2 separate regions of the Homo sapiens genome follow, and region 2 is linked to region 1. A link is an interaction called in ENCODE POLR2A ChIA-PET data of the cell type or tissue named here. Cell type or tissue: PC-3. All regions are shown on one strand. Region 1 overlaps VAV1 (vav guanine nucleotide exchange factor 1). Region 2 has its middle 34 kb from the start of CD70.

Evidence for each region. Peaks named below come from ENCODE experiments on the same cell type or tissue, not always from the same donor. Only the 100,000 strongest peaks of a DNase experiment are listed, where the experiment ranks them.
Region 2: POLR2A ChIA-PET joins it to region 1 with 14 read pairs; 2 of 35 experiments call an interaction of 5 or more read pairs at or near these places.

Annotation. Positions count from the first base shown.
Region 1 is chr19:6,827,113-6,829,612 of GRCh38, reverse strand. VAV1 (vav guanine nucleotide exchange factor 1) reads right to left here. Exons shown (of 27, transcript NM_005428.4): 10 at 1,442-1,537; 11 at 1,126-1,194; 12 at 905-991; 13 at 713-798. Among named protein-coding and RNA genes, the nearest start is that of VAV1, 56 kb to the right of the region's middle. In PC-3, no CTCF peak of the experiment used is centred here; DNase peaks (open chromatin) are centred at 532 and 1,162; H3K4me3 peaks cover 772 bases; H3K27ac peaks cover 919 bases.
Region 2 is chr19:6,623,473-6,625,972 of GRCh38, reverse strand. No RefSeq gene overlaps it. Among named protein-coding and RNA genes, the nearest start is that of CD70, 34 kb to the right of the region's middle. In PC-3, no CTCF peak of the experiment used is centred here; no DNase peak of the experiment used is centred here.

The DNA.
Region 1 (2,500 bases):
TGCCTGTCAGTCTTCGCTCCACCCATACCCCTCGCTGGCCCTGTCCTGCCTGTCCATCAAGGCTCCACCGCCTTCTCTGGATGGGTCTACCACCTGTCTGTCTAGAAATCTTGCCTCACCCCCACTCAGGTCCCTCCCCAAATTCATCTTAATTCCACCTACAAGTCTACATAAGAACCTGGCCCCACCCCTACCCAGGCTCCACCCCAGATCTGTGTTGGCTCCACCCACCTGTCCATCTAGGAGCCTGGCCACGCCCCTATCCAGGCTCTTCCCCAGACCTATGTTGACTCCACCCAACTGCCTATCTAGAAACCTGGCCCCATCCCTACCCAGGCTCCACCACAGATATGGTTTGCTCCACTCACCTACCCATCTAGGAGCCTGGCCCCCACCTTGCCCAGGCTCCACCCAGATCTGTGTTGACTCCACCCACCTGCTCATCTAGGAGCCTGGCACCATCCCTGCCCAGGCTCCTCCCAGATCTGTGTTGACTCCACCCATCTGCCTATCTAGAAGCCTGGCTCTGCCCCTGCCCAGGCTCTGCTCCAGATCTATGTCGACTCCACCCACCTGTCCATCTAGAAGCCCGGCCCCGCCCCTGCCCAGGCTCCACCCAGATCTGTGTTGACTCCACCCACCTGCCCATCTAGGAGCCTGGTCCCACCCCTTTGCCCAGGCTCCATCCCAGATCCATGTTGACTCCACCCACCTGTCCATCTTGGAGCGCCGTTCCACCGAGGTGATCTTGAGTTCCCCGTCGATCTTGGGCCGGCCATAGTGAGCCAGAGACTGGTCCTATGCAGTAGGCAGGGGGTCTAGCAAGGGTCTCCCAAGAAAGGAGCCAGACACACACTCTCCCCACGTGGCCACACCCCTGGCCCACCCGGCTCCACCGCCTCACCAGGTTCTCAATGGACAGCTGGAAATTGGTGATCTGTCGCAGTGTCTCGTTGTCTCGCTTGACCTCGTTCACGCACTGAGCCAGGTCCTGGGGAGGGGGCAGGGGTGAACCTGGCCCCCCAACAGCCGACCCAGGCTCCTACCTAATCCCGGCTAGAGGATCAGCCCCTACCAGGAGGGTGTCTGCAGCAGGTGAGTCACCAGCACCCTACACCCACTCACCCTCATGGCATCCAGGGCCAGCCGCAGGTTCTCCTTCTCCATCGCCTCCTGCGTGTGTTTCACCAGCTCCTGAGAGAACCAAGACGTCAGACGTCACCTGGGCCCCTCCCCTTCTCCCTGCGGGGAGGGCCTTCCAAACAATGCTAGCTCACCAGCTCCTCCATCGTACTGCTGACCCTGGAGGCTGAGACATGACCCCAGTGACCCATCCCCGAGCGTCCTAGAGACCCAACCCCCAGAAGCCAGCCCCGTCCCCACTTTTATAGACACAGGAGAGTAGGTACGTGGAGCCCACGCCTAGAGATGTGCCTGGCACCTGGAGAAGGAGGTGATATTTGAGAACTCGCTGCATAGGCACCATCAGCAGGTCCCGCAGGGTGAACCTCCCGTTGTTGGCTCTCTGAGAACATTCCTGGGGAATCAGAGAACAATGGGGAAACTGAGGCAGGTCCCAGAAACAGCCAGTTGCAGGGTGGGTGCAGATAGATTTGAATAAATACGTGAGCAGCTCTCCACCCCAGAGCTGTGGGAATTTTTCTAGAGGCCAAAGCATCATATCTGCCCCCAAGGAAACAGGAAAAGGACTCCATGAGGTGGGGGCAGCTTGAGAACCACTGGAAGGAACTTTGGGAGGCCGAGGCGGGAGGATCACTTGAGGTCAGGAGTTCAAGACCAGCCTGGCCAACACGGGGAAACCCCGTCTCTGCTATGAAAAAAAAAAAAATAGCTGGCGTGGTGGCAGACTCCTGCAATCCCAGCTACTCAGGAGACTGAGGCAGGAGAATTGCTTGAACCCGGGAGGCAGAGATGGCATTGAGCTGAGATCACACCACTTCACTCCAACCTGGGTGACAGAGGGAGACTCCATCTCAAAAAACAAAGACAAACAAACAAACAAAAAAGCAATGGGAAGAGGCTGGGCACGATTGCTCAGGCCTGTAATCCTAGCTCTTTGAGAGGCTGAGTGGGTGAGTCGCTTGAGCCCAGGAGTTTGAGACCACCCTGGATAACATGGTGAAACCCCATCTCTGCAAAAAACACAAAAATTAGCCAGGAATGGTGGCATGCATCTGTAGTCCCAGCTACTCAGGAGGCCAAGGTAGGAGTTGGGAGGATTGCTTGAGTCCAGGAGGTCGAGGCTGTGGTGAGCTATGATCATGCCACTACACTCCAGCTTGGGGGACAGAATGAGACCCTGTCTCAAAAAAACAAAACAAAACAAAACAAACAAACAAACAAACCCACTGGAATGTGGCAAATGCTGCCTGGGATAGAGGTCCAGTATTCTGCCTGCTGAGGGGGGCTGGAGATGGGGAGGGGGACAGATCTGGAGAGCCCCCGTCCTCACCACCCCTGCCCTGTCTGTGTTTCCACC
Region 2 (2,500 bases), 200 kb after region 1:
ATACAGTGGTTTGAAGTGCTGCAAGCAGTAACTCCTAGACACCAAATCACAGCGTTTCAATGTGTGGCATGTTAGAATGACAGGCCTTTTGGTAGTATAAATACCCTATTAACTAATCCTTGTGCTGTTAAGTTTCACAACTTTGACTCCTGGGTCTGAAAAAGGCACTGACCCCTGCTAAGTCTTGAACATCAAAACCAGTGGAAGTCTTGTCTTCAGATCCAGGGAAAAATGACAATCAAAATGAACTGTTTTCATGAGACACAGGGCTAGAAATTAAAACTATTCAGCCAGGTGCGGTGGCTCACACCCGTAATCCCAGCACTTTGGGAGGCTGAGGTGGGTGGATCACGAGGGCAAGAGATCGAGACCATCCTGGCCAACATGGTTAAATCTCGTCTCTACTAAAAATACAAAAATTAGCCAGGAGTGGTGGCGGGTGCCTGTAGTCCCAGCTATTCAGGAGGCTGAGGTAGGAGAATCGCTTGAACTGGGGAGGCAGAGGTTGCAATGAGCCAATATTGTGCCACTGCATTCTAGCCTGGCAACAGAGCGAGACTCTGTCTCAAAAAAAAAAAAAGAAAAAAAACCAAAACTATTCAATCCCTCTAGGCCCAGGAACTATCACGGATGAGGTGGGTGTGTGAGATTATAAGGGCCAATTTTGAGGGATAAAATTAGTTCAGAGTTTTTCTTATAAATTAAACGTTAATATCAAAAGCACACTGATGCAAGGTGAGGGTCTGAGCCCATGTGTCAGGAGTAAGGGTTTTTGTGGAGCATTGATCTGTTCTTTTTAATAGAAAATCATGAAAGCTTATAAAAAGTTTATCAAAATCTTACCCTATGGTCAAACCAATGAAAATTAGATAGATTTATTGATAAAGTTTTATTAAAATTATCTTTAACATTAATAAATACACCATATAAAGGTAAAATTTGGGTTTTCTCTTTTGAACAAAATTTGTATAATATTAATAAGAGAGAAAATAGTTTTGTTTAAGTAAACTGGAGGGAAAAAATGGATTGGAGAGGGACAGATTTGTTTGGTCTCATGCTGTCTTATTGTTTGAGAAACTGTATCTCCTATTAAAAGGTAAATATTTTTGTTTTATCATTTTGGCTAAATAAATGACTTGTGTTTTCCTTTTTTTCTTTTTTTTTTTTTTTGGGACAGAATTTCATTCTTGTCGCCCAGGCTGGAGTGCAGTGGCCCAATCTCAGCTCACTGCAACCTCTGCCTCCAGGTTCAAGCAGTTCTCCTGCCTCAGCCTCTCAAGTAGCTGGGATTAACAGGCACGTGCCACCACACCTGGCTAATTTTTGTATTTTTAGTAGAGACGCGGTTTTACAATGTTGGCCAGGCTGGTCTTGAACACCTGACCTCAGATGATCTGCCTGCCTTGGCCTCCCAAAGTGCTGGGATTACAGGTGTGAGCCACTGCACCCGGCCATAAATGACTATTTTATTGTGACCTGTGATCATGTTTTGTGATATCAAGTGTTTTAAAATTTTTGTAATTGGCAAAATTTCTAGGAGCACAATTTAAAGGTCTAAATTCAGTCTTTTTGACCTCAAACTAACTTTTTTGGATATTAGGTTCCCTCAAGTCCAAGAGAGATATCTTAGGTTAATTTGTTATTTTAGAATCATGCAGGAAACATTGTCAGATCCAAGGTGGTGTTTAGCTTCCTTCGGGTTATATTTTATTTTTGAGATGGAGTCTCACTCTGTCGCCCAGACTGGAGTACAGTGGCTCAATCTTGGCTCACTGCAACCTCTGCCTCCCAGGTTCAAGCAATTCTTCTGCCTCACCCTCCCAAGTAGCTGAGATTACAGGCACGTGCCACCATGCCCGGCTAATTTTTGTATTTTTAGTAGAGACAGGGTTTCACCATACTGGCCAGGCTGGTCTCAAACTCCTGACCTCGTGATCCGCCTGCCTCGGCCTCCCAGAGTGCTGGGATTACAGGCGTGAGCCACCACGCCTGGCCCTTAGGGTTATATTTATATAGATGAGTTGTTAATATATGTTCTAGGATTGTATGAGATTCCTAAAATTCTGATATGTCAATGTGTTTCTTGGCATAATTTGAGTAAGAACCTATTTTCTTTTATAATGGAACAGTGTGAGGTTCCAGCAAGGCCAATTTAGAAGGATCTATGTGGACAATGATTTTTGCTGCACTTTTTGGGGGTAATCAGGCCAAGTATATGGGACCAAAGCTTTTTTATTTTTTATTTTTTAGACAGAGTCTCACTCTGTCACCCAGACTGGCTCACTGCAACCTCCATCTCCTGGGTCTCCAACTCCTGGCCTCAAGTGATCCACCTGCCTTGGCCTCCCAAACTGCTGGGATTACAGGCAGAAGCCACCATGCCCAGCCATGGACTGAAGCTTATTTTGCAGGTAGGTTCATCCTGCTTTGACTTGTCTTTGGTGGGGGCAGTGGTGGCTGGACAGAGAATGATTGTGTTTCAGAAGGTGGCCACATGGTC